Regions from separate parts of the Mus musculus genome. Here region 1 is linked to region 2. Evidence: chromatin contacts called from ENCODE Hi-C or POLR2A ChIA-PET data. All regions are on one chromosome and are shown on one strand. Each heading gives the region's core, a stretch centred on a gene start or an enhancer-like site at or near the end of the contact. The rest is flanking DNA. Distances are from core to core; before and after follow the strand shown.

The links. A loop is a pair of places that touch in the nucleus more often than their neighbours do. ChIA-PET counts read pairs that join two places held with the same protein, here RNA polymerase II (POLR2A).
Region 1: a loop to region 2 is called in a map of heart, with 5 times the contacts of the local background. The contact joins the promoter of Mea1 here to the promoter of Mrpl2 in region 2. A Hi-C loop is called at or near these places in 8 of 37 maps with a recorded cell type or tissue (gastrocnemius, heart and left cerebral cortex). POLR2A ChIA-PET finds 5 or more read pairs at or near these places in 3 of 5 experiments (Patski and embryonic stem cell).

The regions. Positions count from the first base shown.
Region 1 is chr17:46,676,542-46,683,480 of GRCm38, forward strand. It overlaps Mea1 (male enhanced antigen 1), which reads left to right and starts at 4,580. Exons shown (of 4, transcript NM_010787.2): 1 at 4,580-4,664; 2 at 5,076-5,356; 3 at 5,468-5,570; 4 at 6,178-6,585. The coding sequence starts at 5,087. The coding sequence ends at 6,329. Klhdc3 (kelch domain containing 3) reads right to left here and starts at 4,389. Exons shown (of 12, transcript NM_027910.3): 1 at 4,161-4,389; 2 at 2,501-2,653; 3 at 1,740-1,952; 4 at 1,391-1,567; 5 at 1,144-1,259; 6 at 887-958; 7 at 564-777; 8 at 403-489; 9 at 156-264; 10 at 1-36. The coding sequence starts at 1,893. Ppp2r5d (protein phosphatase 2, regulatory subunit B', delta) reads right to left here. Exons shown (of 15, transcript NM_009358.3): 15 at 6,450-6,939.
Region 2 is chr17:46,644,691-46,651,181 of GRCm38, forward strand. Mrpl2 (mitochondrial ribosomal protein L2) reads left to right here and starts at 1,539. Exons shown (of 7, transcript NM_025302.4): 1 at 1,539-1,708; 2 at 2,700-2,868; 3 at 3,547-3,688; 4 at 3,782-3,897; 5 at 3,969-4,079; 6 at 4,345-4,418; 7 at 5,194-5,442. The coding sequence starts at 1,613. The coding sequence ends at 5,406. Klc4 (kinesin light chain 4) reads right to left here and starts at 1,390. Exons shown (of 16, transcript NM_001357130.1): 1 at 1,285-1,390. It overlaps Cul7 (cullin 7), which reads left to right and starts at 5,648. Exons shown (of 26, transcript NM_025611.5): 1 at 5,648-6,025.

The DNA.
Region 1 (6,939 bases), core at 3,330-5,829, 35 kb after region 2:
TCAAATTCATCCCCCAGGCCTTCCTCGGGAGAGGGGCTGTACAGATGGAAAGAGAGAATGAAGTAGGTGCTGGGACCACCCACAGACCCTCACTCCGATGCCACCCTCTGATGTTAGGCCCTTTCCCGAGTTCACTGCCCCCCCCCTCTCCTAACCTGGTACCGCCAAAGAGGACAATTTTATCACCAACAATACAGCAACACTGGCGGCGGCGGGGACACGGTCCTTTCCCCTTTGGTTCAATCTTCTTCCAGGTAAAGGACCCTAGGAGAGGTTCCTAGAGGTTCACTACCTGGCCAACCTAGACACCTACACAACCTAGACCACTCCAGCCCACCCCTTACTCAGGGTTATTCTTCTCCCACCTCAACTGTTCCTGCCCCCTCCCCCAAAGGTCTTTACCAGGATTAAACTTCCAGAGGTCATGGAAATGCCGATTCAGCCTTGCATTGTAGCCACCAAAGATGTACAGCTCTCCATTGTAGCCAACTGGAAGGGCAGAGACATGTCAAAAGAGAATGGAGTTGCACAGGGGCAGGCACCAAAAAATAACAGACACTCACAGGCTGAATGGCTCCTGCGCCCCTCAGGCAGCACCGGCGTGTGAGGACAGTCGAGCCAGGCCTCCGTTCTGGTATCAAAGACTCGAATTCGATTACAGTAGATCTCATTGTTGGAATGAAATGGCCCAAAGCGGTCTGCACGGCCCCCAAAGACATACATGTGATTGCCCAGCATTGTGGCTGAGTGGAAGTCCCTCCAACGTGCAGGATTGCCCTAGCCAAGAGCAGAGAGATGGGGAAGGGAGTCAGCATGGGCTCGGGCAGGAGAAACTCGCTGAGCTATTCCAGCCAAGGGTGGGGATCTGACAGACCAAAGAGCAGACCTTTGTACAAACAAGAGTCCATGTCATGGTGCTGGTATCCAGCTTGTGGATGTCGTTGGAAAAGCAGTCGGCCTGAGCAATGGAAGGTAGAAAACTGTCAATGGTTGGTTACTCTGAAACCCTCATCCTGCCACTTAAATGGTGTCAATGGTTACTCTGTGACCTATTCTTCCACTTAAAAGTCTCTTGTTCCACCATGCTAAATTTCTCTCTCTTTTCTTCCTTTTGTTATAAAACAAGTTTTTTTCCAGACTTACCAGCTGTTCATATCCCCCAAAAATGTACATGATCTTGCCCAGGACACAAGCTGAATGTCCGTCCCGTGCCCCAGGAACTGCCCCTGACACTCGGGGTGTAGACCACTTGTGAGTATCTTTTGAGAGAGGTAAGAGAACGACACAGGTCAGCTGACACACCGGCCTCAATTCTGGCCTTCTATTCTCCAGCACTCTCCCCAACCCCCCCTTTCCCAGGTCCAAGGTGTCATTTGAGACCCATACTCACTGACATCAAAGGCGTAGAGTACGTTGCAGGCCCCTTCAGTGTCATTGCGCCCACCCCAAAGGAAGACGGTGTCATCAATGAGGACGGTTGAGTGCCCATAGCGCATGTAGGGAACGACAGGAGCCTGCCCTCGGACGGCAGGCCTCACTGGGGGCAGCTTTGTCCAACGCAAGGACACTGTGGATACAGCTCTCCTCAGCCCTGGGAACCTCCTTTCAAGCTGCCACCTTGTCCCAAACCAACCATTCTTACCCAACCCCCTTGCCGCAGAGACCACCACTGCACTTCATTCAGGTGCCCACTACCTCCCATGGTGTAGGGACTCCAGAAAGATACGGGACTGGCTTACCAGCATTGAAAATGTGCACATCTATCTGCCGTAGTGTTTCGTAGTCTTCCCCAGAGCAGTAACCCCCGAAGGAATATACTCGGTGCCCGACAGCCACTGCAGCATGGTTCACCCTGCGTGGCCCGCCCTCCAGATGCACTGTCCACCGTAACATCCCCTGGGCCACAGGTTACAGGAACATGCCCCCCCGGCACGGCCTGCTGCCTCTGCTACCTGTACACAAATCGGTGCCACGGGTTCCTCAGATGAGCTTCACGGTGGCTGCCCAGAACCAGTCTTTGCCTCTAAGTGCCACCCCAGTGGCCCTCCTACACCACCCCTCTACAGGGACACTGATCACAGCTCAGGTGGCTGGCCCTGCCCCAAGAGAGCCGCAGAGGTCAAGGAGCTTGCCCTGGCCCTGTGTTCTCCCACAGTGAAGGGTGGGGCCACCTTAACCTGACTGCCAGCTCAGAATCTGGTGATCATGACTGCCCCCCCCCCCCCCCCCCCGCATCTGTCAACTCCACCCTGCCCCCGGCTTGGAACAAGCTCCAAGCCCCCAGCCTCCCAGCCCTTTTCCATACTGGGTGTGTTCTTGCTTCTGGCTCTGTTTACTGCCACCTCTCTAAGAATTTCCCTCCATCTCTTAAAGGTAGGGATCTCAAAATACTCACAGCTATTAATAGCCCAGCCAGCCCCAGACAGTCCACTGAGAGCTGGCATGGGTGCTTTAAAGTAAAAAGGAGCTTTAGGCTTTCAGAGGAGAACAGTGTCCCTACCTAGGACAGGGAACTCCATGTAACCATGGTTGATTAGCCCCTCACAGAGCGTTCTTGTCAAGCTGATCCGTTGTCCCTGGGGTCACCCAGGGTGTCTACAGGCACGAGGAGTTCCTTTGACAGCTGTGGCTCGTATGCTGCCAGGACTAGAAACTTAAACCAGAAAGGTATGTGTATACTGAGAGTCGGGGGCAGGGAGGAGCGCCCTCAACTTTCTCAGCCGGACTATTGTTAGCGAACACGCCACTTCCAGCAGCCCTGCCCCTGTCTGGGTCTCTAGAGGAGAGATGGGGTAGGAGTGTAGATTGGAAAGAGGAAAGAAAGCAAAAATACCTTTGGGCAGGACAAGAGAAAGCCCCAAAGATGAGAGGGGCCACGGCTTTGTAAAGACAGCCGGCCAGCCTAGTGATAACAGGTATATCTGAGAGCTCTTTCAGGCAAATCTTTTTGCAACTAGCGATGCCTTTGCCAGGAGACATCTGCTGGGTTTGGGTGATCATTCACTTCCTGTTCAAAAATCCTTGGCAGGGAGGAAAAACCTCGGGGGTGGGGTGGGTGCACCTCAAGCAAAGGAGGTTCCCTTCAAGGGGACAGACGCAGCTTTCATGAATCAACTGCCCCCACAACCTTTCACTGTATACTTTAAGTAGCCATCTCTCTCAATGTGAAACAGCAGCAGCCAAAAGTTAAACTGTTCCTTCATTACTCAGGCTCTTCAATTTTTGCTTATCAGAGAAAGAGGACTGAAAGCTTAAGAATCCAAGTCCAAGGCACTCGTGCTGGGGCATGGAGGCAGGGGGATGTCTGTGTAATTAAGGTCAGCCACCTGGGTCTACACAGTAAGTCCCAAATTAGCCAGAGCTACAAGAACCTGTCTCAAAAAAAAAAAACAAACAAAAAATAGAGAAAGAAAGGAAAGAACGTGGTGGTGGAGAGCCTATCAACCTCCTTCATATCTTTTACTCTCCTTTGAAAGTAAGTCCAGATAAAACGAAAATGCACAAAGATAAGACTACAATCCCAGTGGCAGACGGAGGAAGACTCCATCTTCCTAAGGAGAACTCGGAGGCAGGAGGTTATACGTTATCTCTGGGTCTCCAGCATTTCCCACCAATAGGCCATTTTCAACATCCCAGCCCCTGAGGTCGGCTTCCCCTCCCTGCTCGCGCCCCTTCCCTTCTTAATTTCCCGAGAGCCTTGCAGTTCCTCCTCCCACCACTTCAAGGTCCACACCAGAGCCCTCTAACTCGTCTAAGTTCACGAAGGGAAGCAAGCCATTCTTATCCCCTGCCAACCATACCGCTCTGTGAATGAGACTGGTCTCCGGTTGTAGTCCACCTTTCTCAGCCGCCCCTCCCCCACGACGCCACACTGCCCCCTCCCCCTGCCATTATGCTCAGCTTCCTGATTCTCTTCGGAACCCACTCGTCCACTTCTCTCAGCGCTTCCTCCAGCCACCAGGTCTCTCCCACCCGTCTCCAGGCCATTTTCCCCTAACCCTTTCGCGGACCATTAACACTCCTCTTTCCCAGCATCCCCCTAGCTCCCTCCCCACCCCCAGCTCAGCCTTCTCAGCCCCTCCCGCGCGGCCCCAGCCGTAGGCAATGGGCGTCGCCTGTCCCTTCAATTTTCCTCATCCCCCCAACCCATCCCAGGCTACCTGCCAGGCCGGGCCGGGGTGGGGCCGCGGGTCCTCGCGCTGCCAGCAGCCTAGAACCCGTTGCCCGCCAACCGATTCCTCGGTCCCCAACGAGATAAACACTGCCAGACTTCGTCCTTCCGGCGGGCAGCGGGACGCGCACGTGCAGTGAGAATTGCCGGCCCGACAGCTTCAGGGACTTGTAGTCCACGAATTACCCCAGGGCCGAAAGATGGGGAGCGGGTGGGCGGGGCCGGTTTGTGCGCATGCGCAGAACACCAGTTCACGTCGCACGCCTGAGGGTCACTGGGTAATGTAGTTCTTTGTGGTCCGGGCAGGGGATGGCGGAGGCGGGGCAAGAGGCGGACTTGTCCTCGCTTGCGTCAGTCTCGGGCACGGGGCGGGGCTGGAGGACTAAGAGCCCCAGCATGTCCTGCCCCGCCGGAAGTGAAGGTGCGGGTCCGGCTGTGGGCTCTGAGAGGGTGAGGCGCGAGGAAATACCAACGCCGAGAATCAGTGGGGCGGGTAGGGGACTCTGTAGCTGGGGCCATTGAAGGGGAGACCCTGGGCCTGAAGGGGTTTTTGCCAGGCGGTACTACACTCCCCCGGAATAGAGGGAATGAGGGGCGGGGACGCGCTATGGTGGGTAGCCTGGCGACCAGCAGTTACCTCCAGAGGAGGGGCGTGGTGAGAGGGGCGAGGTTCTGGGAAGAGGCTTTTAGGAAGAGGTGAAACCCTCCGGTGGTCGGTTCATTTAGGAATCGGGCGAGTTAAAGACGTGTGTGCTCCAGCTCAATATGAGAACCCAAACTTGAGACAGGGAGGCAGGAGAGACGGGAGGAAGATGCAAGTTCCATGCGAGAGGGAAGTGGGTGGCTGAACGTGAAAGGAGACCTGGTTTCATCCCATCCCTATCCCGCCTTTCTGTCCCTGCAGCCCCTGCCCGGATGGCAGCAGTAGTTCTAGGGGGAGACACCATGGGCCCTGAGCGTATCTTCCCCAATCAGACTGAGGACTTAGGGCCACATCAGGGTCCTACAGAAGGAACTGGGGATTGGAGCAGTGAAGAACCCGAGGAAGAGCAGGAGGAAACAGGAGCAGGCCCAGCAGGCTACTCGTACCAGCCCCTCAATCAAGACCCTGAACAAGAAGAGGTGGAATTGGCACCAGTGGGTGAAGGAGAAGATGGAGCTGCTGACATCCAAGATCGGATCCAGGTATGGTGGAGGATGCTGTTACTAAGCAGATGAGATGGAATGTACCAACAGCTGTTTATCATAATGGCAGGGGGAGGGGCGCCTAACAAATTATCTTCTCTGGTTCTGCAGGCCCTGGGGCTTCATCTGCCAGACCCTCCATTGGAGAGTGAGGATGAAGATGAGGAGGGAGCCGCCGCATTGAGCAGCCACAGCTCTATCCCCATGGACCCAGGTACAAAAACAACCAAAGCTCATTCCTTCATTTAGAAATAATTACCAAAAACTAGTAAGAACTGGGCATGGTGGTGCACACCTTTAATCCCAGCGCTCATGAGGCAGAGGCAGGCTGGTGGTCTCCTGGTCTACAGAGCAAATTCCAGGAGAGTCAGGGCTGCACAGAGAAAAACCGAATACAATGCCCCCCATTCTCCCCCTCACCCCCAAACAAGATCACTTTATTCCTAAAAATTTCGTTACCTGAGATTTTGTGGACTTCAGAATCTAAGTGAAATGCTGTCTCACTAGACTTGGGAATGGGCAGACCTGGCAATAATGAGGGCGTGATGATGTGTTGGGGGTCTTGGGCTGACTGAGGCACTAGGGAGAGAGGAGCTGGTCCCGTTCTTTTTTTTTTTTTTTTTTTTTTTTTTGGGTTTTCGAGACAGGGTTTCTCTGTATAGCCCTGGCTGTCCTGGAGCTCACTTTGTAGACCAGGCTGGCCTCGAACTCAGAAATCCGCCTGCCTCTGCCTCCCGAGTGCTGGGATTAAAGGCGTGCGCCACCACGCCCGGCTGCTGGTCCCGTTCTTTATTCCCTAACCAGTCTGGCTGTGCTTTCAGAACATGTAGAGCTGGTGAAAAGGACGATGGCTGGAGTAAGCCTGCCTGCACCAGGGGTTCCTGCCTGGGCTCGGGAGATCTCGGACGCTCAGTGGGAAGATGTGGTACAGAAAGCCCTCCAAGCCCGGCAGGCATCCCCTGCCTGGAAGTGACCAGAGAGCGAGCTGCCTTACCTCCCTACATTCCAAGTCAGGACCAGCACAGGACTAACAACTCTGGTCTTAACAGCCTCCTCCTTCCCATGTCCCTTTCACACCAAGGCGACTCAGACCTCTCAGAGACCCACTTTATTCAGTTCTGTACATATGGGGACATCGGCCCAAGCCCAGCCCACCTTAGCATGTATCACTCTGTGGAGAATAAAGCACCCTGTGTACACAGCCAGAAGCCACACCGCCTGTGCTCCTGAATCCTGGTCCAGCCCTCCCCAGGCTTTTGTTTCTGAGCGCCTAGAGGGTACAGGTGAGGACCCGCCCAGCCCAGCGTCAGCAGAAACCAGGAAATAAACAGGCACAGCAGGGAGCCATGCTTGGAGCACTGCTCCTGCCTCCTTCTTTATAGCTCTGGGAACCAAGAGCACAAGGGAAAGCAGTCAGCCACAGGGTGGTCCCTTGCAAATGTGTGATCCCAGGACTGCTGCTTGCCAGAGAGGGCAAGGCAGATGGTTCTTTCTCCCCACCGGGCCCACTAGTCATCTAGTGTCCGTAACTTGTTTGTCCTCTGTGTTGTCTTGGTTAGGTATAGGATACAAAGAAACACACT
Region 2 (6,491 bases), core at 289-2,788:
AGATCTGTAGGACAATCGGGCAGGCTTGGAGCTAGAGGAATTCAGGACTTGGCAATTGGAGACAGAGCATAGGTTAGGGAAAGGAAGCAGGGGATCTGAAGCATTGTAAGAATCACAGAGGACTTGTGGGAGAGCTGTGCAGAAAGCAGTGTCCCAATAAAGGGGAAGGACCCAAGGTTAGGGATGTGGGAGTACAGGAAACAGCAGCCGTCATGACAAGGCTCTGGAAGGTTCAAGGTCTTCAGGCTGCATCAGCAAAGGCACTAAGCCCAGCACCTCCCAACCTGCTGATCTCCTTCCAAACCACCTTCTGGCCTCACTCCCCCCCCCCCCCCCCGAATTCAGCCGGTCTTCCTACTTCCTCCAAACTCATCCCTGAAGTCTCCTTACCTGCTTACAGAGCAGAAGCTCTTGGCTTCAGGCGGCTCCCAGGCCAGAGCCCGGAAGAAACTCTGACCTGAAACTAAGGATTTAGAAGGCTTTGTACTGCCCAAAGTCCAGAAGTCCGGCAGTCCCACCCCTTCTCTGTCACCACCTCACAGCCTCTCAGAGGACCTGGCACGGAGCCCCACCCAGGACAAACACCCTCCCTCCTCCAGCCTACAGGTTCTTCAAAGACTTGTACTAATGTCCCTTCTTCCTTAAGTCACTCTCCTCATTCCAGCTCGGTGCAGTTACTTTCTCCCGATAAGGAGACCTGCAGCAAGGGGTGTGGTGTCCCTGAGAAGGGAGACCCGGTTAGGATTCCCAACAGGATTACGGCAATCGCCTCCTTCCATAGCTTTGTCTGACATAATCACCTAACAGGCGCCTTAAAATGTCTCGCAAGTGCCGGATGGTTCAGGGATGCATAGCAGATCTGCTGAGCACAGTGGGGTCACGGAGCAAGGCTCCGAGCGCAGGCTACCGAAGCCTGAGGGCCCACAGTTCAGGAGTGTCTAAGGTTCCTGCCTCGCCCCGAGGGCCGAGGGTGAGGACAGAGTAAGATCGCCAAAGGCTGAGGGGAGAGGAAGGGCAGAGTGAGTGAGAACAGAGTTGCTGCCCGGGACCCGACATCAGACCAGCTCGAGGTCACAGTCAGGGGTTCCCATAGGGGGCGGGGCAGGTTATCCCACTGTCTGGACGCCGAGGGGCGGGGAAGAATCGCGGGGGGGCGGAGTTTTTGAGTCAGTCTAAAGTTTTCTGAGGTTAGTAGGAAGGGACTTATTCATTTGTCCCGGAATGTGGGAATAAGAGTCAGTGTAATCTTAATTCTCAGCCCCAGGGGTACTCCCAAAGACTCACCTGCAGTCTGCCGGTCCGGCTACCGCCTCCGTGGGTGCTGCCCCTTTAAATTTATCATGGCTGCCGCTCGAGGCAATTGTTTTGACGGCTCCAAGGGGCGGGGACTGCCGCCCGTCACGTGACCCGAGCAACCCCCCCCCCCGATGATTGGCTGAGAACTTGTTCTTTGGAGAGGCAAGAAAGCGTGTATCCTGCGGCGCTGCCGTTCTGTGCCCGCCTCTCTCGCGTCATTGGAAAGCGACGGGACCGGGACCGGAACGTCATCCCAGAGCGCCAGGCTCTGGATGAAGGTAAAAGCGAGCACGGCGCGGAGGAGCCCGGCCGGCCCATGGCGCTGTGTGCGCTGACGAGTGCTCTGCGCTCTTTGAGCCTGGCATCCGCGGCCATTACCGCCCGGGTTCCGACTCTGCTCCCTGCTGCCCAGGTAATCCGCTTACCTGGGAACTAGGATTGGTTCTTTCCGCCTGGGCTGTCCGGGATCCCGCAAGGCTAGGCGAGATCACGTGACCTTCGTTCTCCGTCAATCCCGATCTCAGATACGGGCTTCCAAGTGCTTTTGCAAGCCTTTACTAAACAGGTTGCAGAAGTAACATTAAGGTGCCAGCCGTAAACCAGGCAGAGAAGAGGACTGAATTAACCGACCTCCTGAGAGTTCTTATGCACATTTTGGGGATGAGAAACCTGGTCAGCAGTCTTACACCTTCTGGGGCTAGACAGACGGGCTTCGCAACTTGCCCTGCTACTGCAGATTAAACCTAGAGCCTCGCTCATTCTATGCGCTTCCTCTACCTCCTAGAACCAGTGCTCTTAACTGTTTTAATGTACGACTGGGTTATTGCTGATATTAGGGACTGTCGAACAGTGGGTCTGTAGTGGGCAATGGTGAATCACACACACACACAAAAGAAAGAAAGAAAGAAAAGAAAAGAAATTACTGATCTTGCTTCTCTGCATTTCTCAGGCTGAGCATGGCAGAATTTAGCGAATGTATATTTTATAATTCAAGCTAAACCAAACACTTAGTCTACAGCCAGTGGAAAAGCAAAATAATCATTTCCATTCATACTCGAAAATTCCTCAAACCGTGCATTGGGCAAAAGGCACCACTGCTGATGGTGGTGATAGGTGTGTGGAGTTTACCAGCTCTGGAGAAGTGAATTCTTCAGGGAAGGAAAGGTTTCCAGGCAAGAACTTGAAAGGATTTAGAAGATGATGAAAGGGAGACCATTTCCTTGGAGAATTATATCAGAGGTTTACCAAGTGATTACCAAGTAACTGGATAAACACATTACACTGGTATTTGTGAAGGTTGGAGATTAGGGGGCAGCGTTCTGAGATGTTTCTGGGAAGCTAAACTTAGTCTAGGTGCTTTCTTGCTTGGTTCTCTAAAAGAGAATATTTCCTTTAATCCCTAGATACAGAGCAATGTCCTCCTTCAGCTGCCCCCTGCCTTGGTGTCGCCCTCTTACCGCCCAGTGCATATGTCTGCGGACCGCAGTGCCAAGTTTGTGTCCTGGAAGAGTCGTACCAAGTACACAGTTAAACCAGTGAAGATGAGGAAGTCTGGGGGTCGAGACCATACAGGTGGGAAAAGGGCCTGGAGCATTCAGGAGGAAAGTGTGTTAGGCTCCTGGGGTTTTTTTTTTTTGTTTGTTTTTTGTTTTGTTTTGTTTTTTGAGACAGGGTTTCTCTGTGTAGCCCTGGCTGTCCTGGAGCTCACTCTGTAGACCAGGCTGGCCTCAAACTCAGAAATCTGCCTGCCTCTGCCTCCTGAGTGCTGGGATTAAAGGCGTGTGCCACCACTGCCCGACTGCATTAGCATCCTGGATGTCTATATAGCAGTGCACTATAGCTTGTAAGATGTCATTGAGGTGCATCTCACCGTGTGGGTCATGACTGAAGCTGAAGAAGAGACCACAGAGAAACAGAAAACCTGCTCAATGCAAGGGACCAACATTATAATGGTTTAATGATGGGAGTCCAGTGTATATCCCTTCCAGTACAGTTTTAATAATCATATTTTTATTGAGCCATATAAGTGTTACCCCACTACTTTTGCAAGGAAGCCCTGGCCTCTGTTCACCCACATACTGTGGCTCGAACCTGGGACCTCAGCGCTCACAAGGCAAGCTCTGTACTGCTATACCACCAACCCTTTGTCGTTTTTCTGTTTGTGATATAATAGTGAGGGAGTACTACTGTCCAATCTAGGCTGAGAGTTATTCTAACCTGAATCACATGCCTGAACTGTCTTGATCCTAGGCCGCATCCGAGTGCATGGTATCGGTGGAGGCCACAAACAGAATTATCGCATGATTGACTTTCTACGGTTCCGGCCAGAAAAGGAAAAGGCACCAGAACCGTTTGAGGAGAAGGTTGTGGTAGTCCGCTATGATCCTTGTAGGCAAGTTTGGGATGGGAAATGATGATGGTGTGGTCTGAATTGTTGTTTTGTAGCTTCTCAGAAAATGTGGGCTTTGTCCATCATCCTGAACAGGTCTGCAGACATAGCTCTGGTTGCTGGGGGTAGCCGGAAGCGCTGGATCATTGCCACGGAAAACATGAAGGCTGGAGATACAATCCTGAACTCTAATCACATAGGCAGGATGGCAGGTGAGGGATGGCTGGTGGATGTGTGGGGTGGAGGTGGCTGGGTCTTGTGCTGATGAGATCCTGTTTTCTAGTGGCCGCCCAGGAGGGGGATGCACATCCACTTGGGGCGCTGCCTGTGGGGACCCTCATCAACAACGTAGAGAGCGAGCCTGGCCGGGGAGCCCAGTATATCCGAGCTGCAGGTATGGGCACAAAAGCTACACACATCCCACAATTGGGATAGCACTATTCTGGGAACCCTTTAGACTCACATCTGTTCCAGGACAGGAAGAAACAAACAATGAGAGGATCAATCTGTGCTTTGTTTTAGCCTAGATCATAGTGTATGATCTTCTGTGTTTCATGTGCCCCCCCAAGGGCAAAGGAAGGGTGGCATGTGGCCTCAGATCCCCATGGAAACCTCCCTCTGATTTGTGGAAGGTGGCCAAGCTGTTTCCCCTTCCCCAGGGACATGCGGTGTGCTGCTTCGGAAGGTGAACGGGACAGCCATTATCCAGCTGCCCTCGAAGAGGCAAATGCAGGTGTGTATGGGCACAGATGGGAGGGGTCAGCAAAGAAGGAAGTTTTGGCCGGGCAGTGGTGACGCATGCCTTTAATCCCAGCACTTGGGAGGCAGAGGCAGGTGGATTTCTGAGTTCAAGGCCAGCTTGGTCTACAGAGTGAGTTCCAGGACAGCCAGGGCTACACAGAGAAACCCTACCTCAAAAAACAAAAAGAAAAAGAGAAGGAAGTTTTAGAATGTCCCTCAGTGTCTCCCAAGTGTTTATGATGCCAGGCAGTGCCTCCCTCTGTGTCTGCTCTGTTTCTGCTACCTGACTAAGCATGCCATATCAGGCTGGAACTTTAGAGTCGAGATGCCCTTCCCAGCCAGGCCGGGCCATCCGTGTCTGTAACCCCAGCATCCCAGACACTGAGGCAAAAGAAGCAAGCCACCTAGGCTTTCTCAAAAAACCAGAAAAAGACGTAGGTTGAACCACCAGGTTGGAACTGGCTTTTAATCCCATCTCTCAAGAGTCAGAGGCAGGGGTGTCTTGGTGCAGTGCCAGGTCAGCCAAGACTACATACCTTCCCAGACCCTGACTCCAAAAGAAAACCACAGACACAAACATAGATATGGGGAGTCTTTTCCTTAACTTTTAATTCATTGTTGGACCCACGTTTATATTCTAATGTTTTGTGTTTCTCCCTTCTCCCGTCCCTCATTGAGTGTAAGAAGTCACCCAGAGTAGTGTTCCCAACACTGCCCTGCCAGCCTCGTGTCCCCACCGGTGCGTTCTTGTCTGCTTCTCTTGTCAGGTGCTGGAGTCATGCACTGCAACTGTAGGCCGAGTATCCAACGTTAACCATAACCAGCGGGTCATCGGCAAGGCAGGAAGGAACCGCTGGCTGGGCAAGAGGCCTAACAGTGGGCTGTGGCAACGCAAGGGAGGCTGGGCCGGCCGAAAGATTCGGCCACTACCACCCATGAAGAGTTATGTGAAGCTGCCCTCCGCTGCTGCCCAAAACTGATTGCCCTGGACTCTAATAAAATGTCTCTTGTTTTTATCTCTTACTACCTTTTCACTTGGGAGGGCGCGGTACAGAATGGACAAGAAGTAAACAGGGATAGAGGGAAGAGGATGGAAAAACGGATGGGGAGGGGGCAGAAATGACCTCCAAGGTCCTATCCAGTTCTGGCTTTGGGAAATGGGAAGGCACTTCCGGCAGCAGGAAGGAGGACTAAGAGGAAGAGGAAAGGGCGGTGCAGGACTGGAGGGCTGCGTCGTCCAGGTGGCACCCGCTACTCCGCCCGCTGATGGCCCCCGGCCCCCAGCTTTCCGCTAAATCAGGCGGAAGCGAGCGGTGGCTGGAGCAGGCGGCGGAGCCTCGGAGCGCCTGGAGCACCAGCCAGGACTAGGCTCCACCCTGCAGCAGGCAGTGCGCCGGCGCGCCTCGGAGGCCTCTGCTGGTCACGCCCTCTGCCCGCCTGTCTCCTGCAGAGGCACGCCCCCTCCTCTGCGCCTAGACCCCTTCAGGGGGCCCAGGCGGGGCCCAAACACTCGCCAGCGCCGCAGCCGCCATCGTGTTCCGCGCGTCCCTAGCTCTGCAAAGGACAGGCCTCGCGCCAGGATCCCGGCGGACTTCTGAGGTGGCCAGAGCCCCACCGCAGCCCCTGCCCCTATTCTGGGCTTCCGATCGACCGCGGAGCCTCGCGTCTCCTTCCCAACCGTGCTTCGGGACTATCCTTTACTGGGCCTACCTCCCCATCCTATCCCACCACGCCCTTTCCGGACCTTCTCGGGTCTTGATTCCCATCCACCAAGCCTCGCGCCGCTTATCCATCGGACCCCTGATGCACCCTTCTCCCGGCCTCGCGCCTCTGGTCATGGATGTCTCCCATACCTTCCCCTTCTCCCAGCCCATCGTGCTTTGCTGATGGCCATTTCTGTGCCCTTTCCTTTGGGCCTCACAATCCAGTGCTTCAATTTAGAGACCGCATCCCCCTCCGACACAGTTCTGGGCCCCCACACACCCGTTTCCCTAAATTACTTTTATCTGTCCCAGGACCTTGGGCTTCATTTGTAAATCCAACACTGCTCTATGCCACTGCCCTT